2 separate regions of the Mus musculus genome follow, and region 2 is linked to region 1. Evidence: chromatin loops called from intact Hi-C (ENCODE). Cell type or tissue: heart. All regions are shown on one strand.

The links. Hi-C counts contacts between places; a loop is a spot of excess contacts. Peaks named below come from ENCODE experiments on the same cell type or tissue, not always from the same donor. Only the 100,000 strongest peaks of a DNase experiment are listed, where the experiment ranks them.
Region 2: a loop joins it to region 1, with 6 times the contacts of the local background. A loop is called at or near these places in 12 of 42 quality-filtered maps.

The regions. Positions count from the first base shown.
Region 1 is chr3:86,221,018-86,229,017 of GRCm38, forward strand. It overlaps Lrba (LPS-responsive beige-like anchor), which reads left to right and starts at 3,673. Exons shown (of 57, transcript NM_030695.2): 1 at 3,673-3,737; 2 at 4,052-4,487. The coding sequence starts at 4,272. In heart, no CTCF peak of the experiment used is centred here; DNase peaks (open chromatin) are centred at 3,154 and 3,724; H3K4me3 peaks cover 2,642 bases; H3K27ac peaks cover 2,061 bases.
Region 2 is chr3:86,139,609-86,147,608 of GRCm38, forward strand. It overlaps Rps3a1 (ribosomal protein S3A1), which reads right to left and starts at 3,060. Exons shown (of 6, transcript NM_016959.4): 1 at 2,900-3,060; 2 at 2,090-2,193; 3 at 1,631-1,818. The coding sequence starts at 2,961. Snord73b (U73B small nuclear RNA) reads right to left here and starts at 1,079; the gene lies at 1,009-1,079. In heart, no CTCF peak of the experiment used is centred here; a DNase peak (open chromatin) is centred at 3,043; H3K4me3 peaks cover 2,500 bases; H3K27ac peaks cover 1,843 bases.

The DNA.
Region 1 (8,000 bases):
CATTTTTATTATTTTGTGTGCATGAGTGTTTGACCTGCATGTATATATCACATGCATGCCTGTTGTCCACAAAGTTCAGAAGAGGGTGTCTGTCAAATCCCCTGGGATTGGGGTAACAGATGGTTGTGAGTCATTGGGGGGTGGGGGTGGTGCTGGGAACTGAATCCCAGTCCTCTTCTTTTTTTTTTTTTTAAGGTTTATTTATTTTTATTTATATGAGTACACTGTAGCTGTCTTCAGACACACCAGAAGAGGGCATCAGACCCCATTACAGATGGTTGTGAGCCACCAGGTGGTTGCTGGGATTTGAACTCAGGACCTCTGGAAGAGCAGGCAGTGCTCTTAACCACTGAGCCATCTCTCCAGACCCCTTTCTTTTTTTTTTTTTTTAAAGATTTATTTATTTATTATATGTAAGTACACTGTAGCTGTCTTCAGACACTCCAGAAGAGGGAGTCAGATCATGTTACAGATGGTTGTGAGCCACCATGTGGTTGCTGGGATTTGAACTTCGGACCTTCGGAAGAGCAGTCGGGTACTCTTACCCACTGAGCCATCTCACCAGCCCCAAATCCCAGTCCTCTTAACAAATGGTGGTAACAGTGCTCCTAACTTCTGAGTCAACTTATCAGCTCCTCTAACACATTTATAACTTTTTTTTTTTTGAGATAGGATTTCATTAAAATGTCCAGGTAGGCCTTGACTTTGAGGTCATCAAGCCTTCGCTGGAATTTTAGGCCTGAACCACACCACACCCGACTTCTCTCTCTCTCTTTTGTTGTCTGTTATGTTTTTGATGTATGCTTAAGATAAGGAAAATTAGAAAAATCAAAATCTTCCGACTTAATTCCAAGACATTGATATCAGATAGATACAAATTAAATGGCAACAAGAAACTGGAACCTGGCTTTGCAGAAGGCAAGCTTACCCTTGCTCCATTTTTCTCATTCTACCCCCCCCCCCTCACTTTCTCTTCCCCACATCCTCCCTTGTGTGTATAATACAGCTGAAACCGTATTATAAACTTAGCTGTAGATAGCTCATATGAAGGCTTTTGACTAGACTAACTTTCATTAGATCTAACTAATAAAAAACTGTTTTCATAATATCAAAATATCTATGGTAGCACAATTTTCCTCAATTCAAATGGTAGCAAGAGCTTTCAGGAAGAATTAAAGCAGGTCACTTCAGTGTTTGATTTAATCCCCATTAATATAGGATAGAGTATTTACAATATAGTTACATCAAGGAGCTTATGAATTGATGGGCAGTTTAGCCCAAAGTATCCCTCAGGATGGTGTACATCTAAACGGCAATCTACAGGGATTGTACTTTAACCAGGGCTGGGCTAGCCCAAGTTTTCTCTTCTGCATTTACTGTACTTCTTTCGGCAGTAAAACTACTAAGAAAAGTAGGTGGTGACAAAAGTGCTGGGAAATGATTTTTTAAAGTGTGTAATTTGTTTTGAAATAGTTAAGTAGTTGTCTTGTAACAGCTTTTGCTTCCCAGGTAAAGGAGCATTACCAATAATCTCAAAAATGCATGAGACACGTACCTTATCCTGGATCCTTGAGACTGTGTGACTTGAAAAGGGTTTGACTGTGACCATTTTCATTCTTACCATCCATCTGCTTTTATTAGAAGGTATTCATCAACAAATTATTAGTGCCTATAAACTAGATATAGTAACTTAAACTATCTGCCAAATCCAAGGATGCAAAATCTTACCAGATGACTTTGGTAGCCTAATCATGGCTCCCACATTCAAAATAGAAATTGGTAGAAGGTCAAGAAGGTCAAGTGAATGTTTTCTTGATCCTGCAGGGACATCTCACTCCCTTATTTCAGATTTACACACTGAGATCCAAGGAATTTGTTTGTTTGTTTGTTTTCCTTCTTCAGGGATTTCAGCAACAGGTGGCCAGTGATGTTAACTCTAACAGTAAAAGTTCACAAATCAGCAATTCACAGAATTAGAAAAATGTCTGCCTTATCTTTGGAATTTGTAAATCCATTCTGAGGCAACCTAATTTCTTTTAAGAAGCTTCCTTTTGAGTATTTAAAAAAGGTGCAATAAACTAAACACACTTCGTTGCTAGAATCTTTTCTGATGTTGCTTCTCTTAAGTATCCATGTGACAGCTAAAACGGTCTATTTTTCAAGGATGTTTCAAATAATACCTTTTCAAGTGAACCATTTCATTTCTCAAACTCATCTACGTTTCTTTGGATTCCTTCAGAGTACTTTGATTACTTCATCCCGTCATTTTTAGGAACCTGGGAGTATTTTAGTACTTTAAAGTCTTATCCCAGAGAATACTAATAGAACAACTACCTCCTCTATGTTCATTTTATTTTATACTAATGCACCAGGATCAATGCTTTGCCATCATCAGAGGCAGTGAAGAGAATGACAACATTAGACTATGACAATTTGTACTGGCTTCAAATCCTCATTTATATATATTTAAAAGCATCTATAATGAGGCAAACTTAACTTCCACACTGGGAAATTGAGAGGAACCCCCTTTCCCATTTCCAGCCCCCCCCCAACCCCCCCGGTGAATCCCGCCTCCACAGCTCCGAGCAGCTGTCTGAGGAATGAATCCTCTACTCCTTAGAATGTGGGAGAGCTTTGCTGGGGCGGCAGCTGCCAGGCAAGGAATCCTCCCAGTCGCTGTCCCTCCCCTCCGAGCAGCGGCAGCTGCCAGGGCATCCCAGTGGAAATCTTTCCCAGTTAGCGCCGCGGGCGGGCAGGCAGCAGCTGAGCTCAGTCAGGGGTGGAGACTGCTCCCCAGAGGCTCCAGCGCCGCCACCTCAACGACTCCTAAGTCCCTCAGGTGTCCTTCTCCAAGTCCAACACGAGGACACCTTGACAACGTGGGGCGGGTACCCTCGGCGCTCAGAGACCTGCTGTTGCACAGCACCCGCCTCCCGTTCGTCGCCAAAGCACAGTCTGGGCGAAGAGTGCGAGGGAAAAGCGCGCCGCTCGCGGCTCTACCTGAGCAGCGCGCTCTCGAGGCGCGCTCCCGCCCGCGTGGCACCTCCAGCGAGCGCGCGTGCTCTGCTCCGCCACTCACCCGCGATTCTCCGGGCCCGCCCGCACGTCCCCTACTAAGCCGCCTCCGCTAGGGCGCCCGCCCGCTCGCTCGCTCGCCCGCCCCACCACCCCGCGCGCTCGCGCTCGCGCACGCGCACGCCGCGCCCGGCGGCCCTCGGCGCTGTCATGGCGGCGAGGAGCAGCTTCAGTAGGCATAGGGGTAGTCCCGCGCGCCGTAGCCCGGCGTTCTGTGGCAGTAGCATCCTCGGCCACCGCGGCGGCACGAGCCGCGGCGTCGCCCCCGCCTGCAGTAGCTGCGTTTGCAAGGGCTGAGCGCAGGGGTGGGGCGGCCTAGGGAAGCACGGAGTTCTAGGCAGCCGCCGGGCTCCCGGGGAGCGGACTAGGGAAACTTGAAGGCTGCGACCAGGTGCCTTGACCTTTCTCTCCCCGGTCCCGTCCCGGTCCCTGTCCCCGTCCCCGCAGGCGCGTCGGGCCTGCCTTCCCGCCCCAGCACACACCTCCCTTCCTCTCCTCAGCCGAGCTCAGGTGCCCGGGCGAGGTGCTCCACTCCTCCCCCTGGGCCGAGCGCTGAGGAGAATCACCGCCCCCTTCCCCCGCCTTTTCCTGCCCTGGATCTCCGCCGCCACCTCCGTCTCGCTGCGCCCCGGCGGGGGTGAGGACGAGGCCGGAGTCTCCGGGTGAGGAGGAACTTTGGACCTCAGTGGTCGCAGGGGCCCCCCGTCCTCTGCCGGCGACAGTCCCCCGCGGTGCACCTGCCCGCGCCCACCACCTGCGCGGGCTGGGGGGGGGGGGGGAGGAGTGAGCCTGCTCGCCGGCCTGGAGGACCCGCCTTCGGCGGAGCGGGCGATGGAGCCCGGGAGGAGCGGCCGGCCGGCTGGCCCTTGGGGTGCCCTTAGTAACTTATTTGACAGACAGTAACTATTTCCCTCTCCTCCCTAAAAAATCCCACGACAGACCTACCCTATTTAACAGATGTTTAATCTTCCAATAGGCTTTGGCGTTGTTGTCAGCCTCCGGGAGAGAGATTGGACAAATAGTCTCCAAGAGGAGGAGGGCGACGACCAAGGACTTTCCTGCTTTTTTGGGTTTCTCCGCAAGTTGGAACAGAGACCCTTTTTGGTTTAGCGTTTGCGTGTGTGTTGGTGCCTCTTCTCCGTGCAGCGACTGCTGGCCCAGGGTGACTCTGACTTGTCCTTTCTCGTGAACTAGTCATGGCTAGTGAAGACAATCGTGCCCCTTCCCGGCCACCAACAGGTGATGACGGGGGAGGTGGAGGGAAAGAAGAAACCCCTACGGAAGGGGGTGCGCTGTCTCTGAAGCCGGGGCTCCCCATCAGGGGCATCAGAATGAAATTCGCCGTGCTGACGGGGTTGGTTGAAGTTGGAGAAGTGTCCAATAGGGATATTGTAGAAACTGTCTTTAACCTGGTAAGTAGATCAATATTTTATAAGCATATACTTTTCTCGGTGAGTTGGGGAGCAAGACGAAGTTGGGGTCATGTGCTTCACTCAATCTAATGGCTTTTTCCACGGATAGACACAAAATTCTACTTGACCTAAATGGAGCAATTACTTGTATTTCAGTTTAAAGAGAATTATGCAAAATTTGATGCTTCAGGTTTTCAATGAACATGAACAGATCACCTTTGTGCTAATTAAGCAAGTGTTGATGTGGAAGTATATTTGTGTGTGTATGTGTGTGCATGTGTGTGTGTAGTCAGGTGTTCAATGGAGAATTTGGATGTAACTTTTTTTTCCTCTTGGAGTGTATGTTTAAGCCTGCGATTTTTCTCTTTAATATTTTGAATAAATGACTTTTTTTTTTTTGGACTTGGGAGCTAATGTAAGTTTTTGCCTAAGTTATGTTTTGCTATAGTTAGTTTTAAATACAGAATTCATGTTCATAGTGCTGATATAGGCTAACTTGTAAATTAGTATTTTTAAAATTCTGGCTACTTTTAGTTTTAGAAATAACTAACCAAGGTTGAATTTTGCAGTGGGTTTAGGGTTATCTTGTGATAATTGAATGTCAATTTGAAAAAGGCCTGAGGCAGCCACAGTGTGAGCTTGATACTTTTGTAAATTTGTGTTTATCATTGAAACAAACTTGGTCATTGGAAGTTGTTGATTATACTATGGTGGGCAATGGCTTATTTTAAGTGGATATGAGATACTTTCTTTTTTTCTTTTTCCATTCCATTTTTAGAAATTAGTTTTAGTGGAGCCTTTAGACTTTAGTTTTCTGTTGCTTATAAACTTAAAAGAGTTGAAACCGAGTTTGGTTTTAAAATAATTTTCTCTCATTCAACCAGTGTTAGAAGATAATACAAGGTGCCAGATATAAATGTGCAGTAGTTGTAATAACTGTTTAGTAGCCATTCTTTTTACCTCTATATTTTTGAGGTTAGACTGTTTTATTCCCGGCAGTTAATTATTTCCTTCATTAGGCTTTTACTGTTAGTCCGGTTATTTGCAATACAGATTATAGAATGACAAAATAGGTATAGGTGATATAGGTATAGGCACTTACTTTTGAAGCGTAAAACTTTAAGCTATATTTTATTTCTTTATTATTGTATTATGATTTTTGATATACTGAAAGATACATACATATATACACATTTTTGAAACTATTATTGAAACATATATATAATATATGCATATTATATATATTAGAATAGTGTAGTGATCTCTGGGTATCCATCATCCAACTTTACTACTTTGGGGATCTTGTGTTTGAACTTTCAACAGTGAGCTTCCAGATGAAACGCAAATTCATCTATTCCTTTTCCACAAAAAACTAATTTTTTAAAATGTAATCTTGGTTTCTCTTTCTGAACCTAATGTAGTTTGGATGTACAGAAATCTTGTAGTGATATCATCCATCCTTAGTTGTTTCTGTGTGGACATACAGCACGCTTTGGCAGGAAGGTACAGACTCCTCTTCTTTATAGTGTGGTTTGATGGGGTGGATGACCAACAGGAATCACTTGGATTTTTATCATTAAAGAAAGTCTAAATTTTTTATTAATAGTTTGCTGAAGGGTGGTCCTGATATGGACTTTAAGGTTAGGTTCGTCATACTTGCATGCTTACAGTGTACAAAGAGGTAAGGTCTGTCCTTTGTATGCCCTTTTCAGCAGTATCCACCCTTTTGAGCAGCATGGGCAGAGTGGCTGAGAGGGGCCCCTGGCAGTCCTTTCCTCAGTCATCATTTAGAGTACCTTTCATGATTAAAATATAGGGCGTTGGTGGTCCAGCTAGTTCATCTCATTTGTTACCATTGCTGCATCTAATATTTCTTAGTGGACATAGTGTGAGCTGTAATTCTGTTCCAAAGAAGAACCTTGATTCTGTGCCCGGTAGTGGACCAAGTGGCCTTCTTATTTAACTCTTCTCTACATAACCTAATACATAGGTGCCATTTCAAAAACTCGGAGACCAAGATAGTGAAGAGTTAAATATACACTTGCTCCAGTTTGGTTTTTAGGATTAGTTTTTTCAGGACTTTATCAGTCACATGAATTGGTGTGTGGTTGTTTTTTTGTCTCTAAGCAGGTATTTGTACCTTAGGCAGTGCTTGCCTCAAGGACACAGCAGTCATTGGTCTTGATAAATATTCATGGCTAACCCTCCACCAATGGATTTTATTCCTTTTTATCTAACTTAAAAAAAAAAACTTTTTACAACATTGCTTTAAAAAAAACAACTTTAATGTAAACACATTTTTTTAGTTCACATCATTGGTTTCTCATTCAGTCTGTGCAGAAAGTTGCTTATTAACTTTTTTCTTGTATGTATGTATGTACTAGTGTATGTATGTGTGTAGGCCAGAGGTTGATGTCCAGTGGTGCACTCTCCACCTTATTTACTTATTTAACACATTTTCTTCTTTGTTGTGTGCGGGCATGCATGTGTAAGTGCGGGTGAGCATGCCAGGCCTGGGTGTGGAGGTCAGAGGGCAGATTTTTGGAAGGTAGTCCTCTCCTTTCACTTCTACTTGTCTTACCGTCTGCTCTGTGTAGTTTAGTCTAGCCGACCCTTGCCCTTTGGGGTGATTCTTTTTTCCTCCGAGCTTGCTGAAGAAGTGTTGGGATTACAGATATGAGTCAGGGCATCTGGCTTTTTGTGGATTCTAGAGATCAAAATCAGATTGTCAGCCAGTGCTGTTACCAGTTGACTGGCCCCATTTTTTCTTTTTAAGACAGGGTTTCTCTGTGTAGACTAGACTGACCTCAAACTTAAGAGATCAACCTGCCTCTGCCTCCTGAGTGCTGGGAATAAAGGTGTGCACCAATGCCTGGCATTCATGCATGTATGCATGCATGCATCCATCCATCGATCCATCTTTCTATCTATCTGTATTATCTATCTGTCACTGAACATGGAACTGGAGAATTCAACTAGAATGACTGGCCAGCAAGCTCCAGGGATCCACATGTCTCTACCTTCTTAACACTAGGGTTCAGGTGCGTGCCTTTCATGTGGGAATTGGGGACTGAAGTCTGATTGTCAATCTTGCATGGCAGGCACATTGCTGACAAAAATATTGCCCCAGTTGTATCTTTTTTTCTCCTATCCTCCCTCTCTCCTTTTTTTCCTTCTCTTCCTTCTTCCCTCCTTCCCTCCCTCCTTCCTTCCCTCCCTCCCTCCCTCCCTCCCTCCCTCCCTCCCTCCCTCCCTCCCTCCCTCCCTCCCTCTGCCCCTCTGCCCCTGTCTTTCTGTCTAAAGACAGATTCTCATTATGTATACTTACTTGGTCTGGTTCTGTCTGTGTAGACCAGACTGTCAAAAAACTTGTTAGAATCTTCCCGCTTCTGCTTCCTGCACACTGGGATTATAGGTATGTACCTCAGCGAGTGCTAACTATCTCTTTCTTAATGGTACATTGAATTAAAACTTCCAAAATTGTGAAAAATAGGAATCAAGCAACAGAACATG
Region 2 (8,000 bases), 81 kb before region 1:
GAATATTATCTTTTAAAAAGGAAAAATAGCCGGGTGTGGTGGCGCACACCTTTAATCCCAGCACTTAGGAAGCAGAGGCAGGCGGATTTCTGAGTTCGAGGCTAGCCTGGTCTACAAAGTGAGTTCCAGGACAACCAGGGATACACACAGAAACCCGGTCTCAAAAAAAAAAAAAAAAAAAAAAAAAAAAATCACAAAAGGAAGAAAAGAAAGATCCTGTTAGAAAGGAAAAATAGGTTGTGTGTGGCGGCTTTAGTTTCAGTACTCCAAGCAGGACACACAAAAATGTTGGATCTTTTAGGAATTTGAGCCCAAAAAAACCAAACACACAATAAGCTGTACATGACAGATGTCTGCAATCCTTGCACTCAGTATACAAAGGTCTACATAGCAAGTACCAGATCACAACAGGTTGGAGACCCTTTTTATTTTAAAAAATTTATTTTATGTGAGTACACTGTAGCTGTCTTTAGATAAACCATAAGAGGGCATGAGATCCCATTACAGATGGTTTTGAGCCACCATGTGGTTCCTGGAAATTGAACTCAGGACCTCTGGAAAAGCAGTCAGTGCTTTTAACTGCTGAGCCATCCCTCCAGACCTGAAGATCCTTTCTTGAAAGAGGGCAGTGGAGAAGTTCTGCTGTAAAACTGTATTTTCTAAATGCCTTTTTATTCCTAAGTTACACAAAGAACTTAAAAACATAATTCCAAAGCTAAGATCCAAAGCTAAACAAAATCTGTAATTAGACCATACTACCATCTTTTAGAGGACCATTTTTGTGGCAAAGCGATCTGATTTCTTTGAATTTTACAAATATTAAGTTCTCAAATATACCCAATATTTGCCGTGAGCGGTGGTACATGCCTTCAATCCTATCACTCAAGAATTTGAGACCAGCAGAACTGCCCGGAAACAAAATCCTGGCATCCACTTCACTGCAAAGGAGTATATACATCAGTATGTACTAAATAGCCTATTATTTCCAAAATTACATAAAGTATAAGGGAATGTCAGCAATAAATGTTACGGTAATCAGTAGGCTTCATTTGGGACCGAAACATCTTGTCATCACTCATTCCCATATACAATGTCAATATCAGGATACATCTGAACAGCTTTCCCTTGAATCAGCCTTCTTTGCTGGTCACCATGCTAAGCCCATTTCCCTACATGTCATTTCATCTTCACAACCCCAGGGGCTGATGTTGAAGAAATTAAGCTATCAAAGCTTGTTACTACTTTCAAGGACAGAAGGGGACCGAATCTGACTCTAGCCACACTCCACTGTCAGACAACTGAGTCAGCTAGATAGAGCACCTTTTCTCTATCAACTCTAACGATGTTAACCCTAGAACAGTCCCCAAACTGGCAAAGCTGCCCAACTCACCTAATGTGGCCGTAACAAGCAATACCAAGTTAAAGGATGCAGCTCAATGTTAGGACTGATGTCCCAGCATGTGGAAAGCCCTGGATTCTACCTCCAGCACTCAAGAATTAACAGTGATACTCAAATGAAATGAAACCAACTTCTCCATTCCATGTTTTGATACTACCTACCAACCAACACACCCATGACACATCTGCACACCCACACCACAGCACTCACACTCGCAGCTTTTGGTCTCACCTGCCACTTCTTGACCATGGAGCACATTTTGTCCCGGGTAAGATCCATACCATGGAAGTTAGTCAGACAGTTTTTGCCCTGAACGTCCTCAGTGATTAGCTTGAATTTTCTAAACGCAACTTCATCATTCTGTAGATCAGCAAGGCTCACTTCAAACACACGACCCTTGAGGCCATCAGAGGCAATTTCTAAAAAAGAACCACAAACCCTGTTAACTTGTTAACCAAACCCACCTTCACACCAGTGGCTTACTGCCAACACCTAAACGTTCTCTTGGACAGCTGTACAAACACTTCATTGCTGCCACATCTGTACTAAGACCAAGCACTCCCAATGCCAGGCCCTCCAACCACTGGGCTGACATTTCAATCCAGCGCCCCATCAGAGTTGACCAAGGCGCCGGTTAATATGCACATGCCACAGCTTAGGAACAAAGCAAAAGGGGCCCACAGTACTCACTGGTTCCTTGAGTCCTCGTGACTAGTGTCTTCCCGATGTTCCTAATATTGAACATGGCTGGAGCTTTCACATCGTACCAGTCTTTCTTAGAAAATGGATCGACCCTGGATGGGAGAAAAATAACCTCAAGTTTCTCTGTAAATTGTAACAACACTCCCGACCACTTTTAAACGCTTCTTATCCTTCAGACTTCTGTTAACAGTTTCCCAGGCACGATCTTGCAATCGGCCTGCACTTAACACGACGGACGTCCTCCCCGTGGGGTGAACGTCTGCGAGGCCGGCTGGTCTGCCAGTGCACAAAGCAGTAAGTTCGAAGCCATGCCTTCCCCACTCCTCCATCACACAGGCAGTACTATATACACACTGCCCTGGAACCTCAGGGACCTGTGACAGTGACTGGTCCGCAACAGCACAAACTGCTGCTAAACAAGTGTCCCGGGTCTCCAGGTCGGTCCCACGAGAGCCCAGCACACAAGTTGACATGGGGTCCCGACATGGACAGCCAGAGTGACTGACGTAGAGCGGTGTTAAAAAGTGCCACGGACTTCCAGCAACCCAGGAGCCCACAGTTCGCGCGCGACACGCGAGCGACTGCTAGAGACGCAGGGCGGAGATCACACGCGGCGCGCGACACCCGGCCGGGTGGCGGAGAGGCGGCCGCCCGGGACGCACCCGCCAGCCGCGCAGCGCAGCACCGCCGCGCAATCCACCCCGCATCCTCACCATCCGCCCCACGCCGCACCCCAGAACCCGCCCACCAACTCCTGCGGAGCCCAACGGCCGGGGACCCGCGCGATCCGCCACTCACACTTTCTTCTTAGCTCCCTTCTTGCCACCTTTCGTCAGGCGCTTGTTCTTGCCGACCGCCATGGTGCCGACCGGAGAGCCAAAAGGGCGGAAGTACAACTCGCGCGAGAACTTAACGCGAGCCGGGCGGGGAGCGCCGTCTACGTGACCCTTGCTCTTTCGCCCTTCCGGCTTTAAGAATCTCGCGACACTAGCTGGCGGCTCGTTTCCCGCCGTGCTGCGACAGCGCCCTCGTGTGTCGGGAGGTCGCGCAGCGGGCCGCGGGCTGGCTAGGCTGTGCATGGGAGCCTGCAGATTGTCAGAGATGCTCAACCCACTTCAGGTTTCTTGTGGTTTCCGTTGCCCCGAGGGTGGGAACTCTCTGTTTCTAATTTTGAGAGTACGTTTCTTCCCTAGACCATGGGCTTTGAATCAGAGATAGCAAATCCATGTTCAAATGGTGATTCCAACAGTACTTAGCCTTCTGACCTCTTTAGCCATCAGTTCCCTCGGGTGTAAAACGGGAATATTCATGTGATCTATTTCAAAACATTAGTGTAATTCAATAAGCATGACTTCGGGCACGCTGTTCACGTGCTGACTACTCTTGGGCTTGGCTGTGTTGTGAACTTTCATGAAAAAAGAGGCTTAGCCGTGTGTGCAATCCCAGAGCTCTGGAGGCAGGAGGACAGCAAGTTGGAGGAGAGCCTGGAGTATATGGTGAGTACTAGCCTGAACTACCTAGCAAGACAGACTGGGAAGGGGAGAGGAGAGAATATATATATACACACACACACATATATACATATGTAACTCTTACACATTTGTAATCACATTTTTTTTTTGTATGACTATGTGTGTGGTCCTGTGCCTCACAGGTCTCTGTGTGGAGGTCAGAGACCTATTCTCAAGAGTTGGTTCTCTTCTTCCACTATGTGGGTATAAGGCTCAGGGAGAGGCTGCCATCCTGCGCACACTGGCCCGCAGCGCTGCCATACAATGTGCCCTGCCTCCTCACTGCCTGAGAGGTCTCTGCAGGTGCCTTTACCAGCTGAGCCATCTCGACAGCCCTGGGTTTTTGGTTGGTTGGTTTTGTTTTTTCTGGGATAGGAGGAGTGTTTGGGTTTTTAGTGGAGTGGGGACTAGAGTGGTGTCCTGGAAAAGCCTCAGCATGCCTGAGACAACGGATTCCATCTCTAGCACCCCAAAAAGGCACAGTCGTGATCAATTGTTGTACCTAACTGCCCACCAATTTTCTTAATGCAAACCACCCCTTCCCCACTTTTAAAAGTGATGTCTTTATTTTTATTTTATATGGTTTGCCTGCATGTTTGTCTGTGTGAAAGTCCCAGATCCCCTGGAACTGGAGTTACAGACAGTTGTGAGCTATCATGTGGGTCCTGGGAATTGAACCTGGGTCCTCTAGAAGAGCAGTCACTACTACTCTTAACCACTAAGCCATTTCTCTACCTCTATCTCCACCCCTCCACATCCCCAAACCCCCACCATAAAAAATGGCTTCCCCATTCTTATGTTAGTATTTTTCAAAACAAGATTCCTCCTGTGTTGTTCGGGCTGACCTCAAATTCACCTTCCTCAAGCCTCCGCCTCCTGGGTGCCGGCATTGCTGACATGCTCTGCCACATCTAGTTCAGAAGATCACAGCCTGGTGACATGTCACCAGCTACCTCAAGGGCAGAACTCTAACATCCTCTCTAGCCAAGGCCAAAAACAAAAAAAATGGTGACCAAATCAGAACCAACTCCCTCTTCACCAGGCTCCCAAGAAGTTTTTAAATGCTTTTTTTCCCCTTCAGATATAAAGATTGATTAGGGTTCAGAAACAAATTGAAAACTTTCTTTAACAAAATTGACTCTGATTTGAGAGGAGGGCTACCGTCATGTTACCCTATATTTGGGAAATGACAGAAATGCCTATTATAAAGATAACATGTACCCAGCTGTCTGAGGCTAAAACAAGAACAGCAAAACCTGTTTAGTTGAAAGGAACTTGTGGAGCCAGGGGTGATGGCACACCCCTGTAATCCTAGCATTCAGAAGGCCAAGACAAGAGTCTCTGAGGGTAGCCTGGGCTACACAGTGAGGCCTTTCTCTGAAGACCTAGGACTGGAAATGTTGCTCTGTGACAGTGTATATTGGTGTGACCAAGGTAACTTGGTTCATCGTCCTTGACCATAAAGAAATGTGTAAATGTGTGTGTGTGTGTGTGTGTGTGTGTGTGTGTGTGTGTGTGTGTTATAATATAAACACCCCAAGTAGTAGCTAGGAGTATTTGGTTACAACTGTTGCTATTATTGTTATTTTGAGATGGAGTTTCTGTATGTGGCTTCGCCTTCTCCCAGATCTTACAGGATCCTCCCACCTCAGGTTCCCAAGAAGCTAGAAGTCTCGTCATATTCTGGCTTCTAGCTGAATGTGAGGCTCTCCTCCATCCTCTCTGTCGTTTGCCTCTCTCTCTTTAGGATGTGTATGAGTCCAGTGTAATCAAGTTTCCCTTTCTGTCAACAGGTGCCTTTCTCTGCAGCTCATCCACCCTGTCCTATAAATGGATCTCTCACACCATTCCTGCTCCTCCATCGAGTCACCCCATTGAAGGGTACCAAACTTCGTAATGGGTCCTGTTTAACTTCTCAGAAGACATTGTCAGAATTCGATGGAACCCGAAGCCTCACTAATCATAGCATCAGTCAAGATGCTCATCAGCTGGACTTTTTCTCCAACAAGGAAGCATATGATGAAACTTTTCTCTGTTGATGAAGCCATCTTTGTTCCGATCGGTCATGTTAAAAGCACTTGAACTCCCCAGTCTGTGACTAGTCACGCCTGGCAGACACCTTGGATGCTGGGCCCTCGGGGCTTTTCTTTGCCCTCAGGCTCTTCTTGGTAGTCATTAAGTCCCACCAAACCCTCACAGCTACAGCATAGCTTCCATTCGGCAAGCCTTTAACTCTTAAGATCCCTCCTAGTCCTCCTACCCCTGCCCTCTGAGCCAATCTCCCTGACCCTTTAGTCCCACCCAAAAAGTCCTCAGTAACTCCACAAATCTCAGTTGTCTGTCATGTCTCCAGTCCTTACTGTGTGACTCTATTTAAAACTACCCAAGTGTATCCTCAGAGATCGTTAAGATGAGGCCTGCAATGTAAGTAAGTGATAGAGATCATTTGTCTTACAGTTAGGAAGGCCTTGACTTGATCTTCAGCACAGTTCACCAAACTCCCTTCCTCCCCACGTCAAAAGGTAATCTGAAAATAGATCTTATTTTTCTTACTACAATTCAGAAGACAGAAACAAAGGGCTAGGGATGTAACCCAGTTCCTAGATGCTCGTCTGACACAAAGCCTAGCACCACATGAACTGGGTGTAGAAATGCACGCCTGAACAGTAGTAGTGCTTGCCTTTATCCCAGCACTCAGGAAGCAGAGGCAGGTGGATCAGTTTCAGGCCAGGCTGGTCTACAGAGTTCCAGGACAACCAGGGCTACACAGAGAACCGCTATTTGAGAAAAGAGGAAAGGAGGAGGAGGAGGAAGAGGAGGTGGCAGCGGCATGTGTAACACACAGGAAGTGCAGAGGATCAGAGTTCAAGGTAACACATAGGGAGTTTGAGGCCAACAGAGCCTCAAATGAGACATGAGACCCTGTATCACCCTTAATCCCAGCACTCAGGAGGCAGAGACAATTGGATCTATGAGTTAGAGGCTAGCCTGGTCTACATAGTGAATTCCAAGCCAGTCAGGCCTATATAGTGAGAATCTGACTTTATTATTTTATTGAAAAGAATTACGCTACATATTTTGTTTGTTTCTTGAGTTGTTTTTGTTTGTTTATTTGGTTTTCCGAGACAGGGTTTCTCTGTATAGCCCTGGCTATTCTGGAACTCACTCTGTAGACCAGGCTGGCCTCGAACCCACCTGCCTCTGCCTCCCAAGTGCTGGGATTAAAGGCATGTGCCACCACTGCCCAACATATTTTGATCATGTTTTTCCCTCTCTGAATCCCTCCCAGATCTTCTGCCTCCCTACCCGTCCAACTTTATGTTCTGTTTTCTCCTGTCTTTAAAAAACTAAAAATAGCCGGGCGTGGTGACGCACGCCTTTAATCCCAGCACTCGGGAGGCAAAGGCAGGAGGATTTCTGAGTTCGAGGCCAGCCTGGTCTACAAAGTGAGTTCCAGGACAGCCAGGACTATAAAGAGAAACCCTGTCTCGAAAAACCAAAAAAAAAAAAAAAACTAAAAAATAAAAATAAATTTAAAAAACCACAAAGCAGACCCCATGTCTGCCTTTCCCTCTCAGTGTTAGGACTTTATCAGGCTTGAACCTGTGCAGGCCCTGTGCATCTGCAACAAACAAATCTGTGGTTTCTCATATGTGCACCAATCCTGCTGTGTCTGGAAGATGCTGCTTCCTTTAGTCAGCCATCAGCTCTGGCTCTTAGCACTTTGCTTCCTCTCCACACAGTTCCCTTACCCTTGAGGGGATGGAGACATCTAGGACTGAGTGCTCCACAGTCGTCTCTCATTCTCCACACCTTGTCCAATTGTGAATCTCTTTGCTAATTCCCAGTTACTTTAAGAAGGAGCTTCTCTGATGTAGGCTGAGTGGGGCACTGACCTACAGAAATGGAATTATGTCATTGGGGGTCATTTTATTGCTATGTTCCTTTAGCAGTTCCAGTTTTCCCCTAAGCCCATGACCTGTCTAATCTCAGGCTCTTGGCCATGTTGGCAATGTCAGATACGGGTTTTCTCTCAGAGAGTGGATGTTAAATCAAATCAAAAGGTGGTTGGTTATTCCCATGCCATCCATGCCACTAGTACATCAGTTTAGCTTGCAGGCAGGTCACCGGGGTAGGTCGCAGTGTGTAGCTGGATGATAGTGATGATTGCTTTTCCTCCAGAGGCGTGCAGAGTGCCTTCCAGCATCGGTGATGCTAGTCAGGACAGGTAAGCTACCAGTCAGGCACCAGCTTGACGTCTCTCAGCGGTAGGGTCTTACCATCAAGTTGTGGAGAGCAACAGTAACCTTGGCAATAGCCTGAGGGTTTTATTTGGGTGTGGGTGTGGGTTCATGGGACCTCCTTTGCCAGTGACTCAACAAGATGGA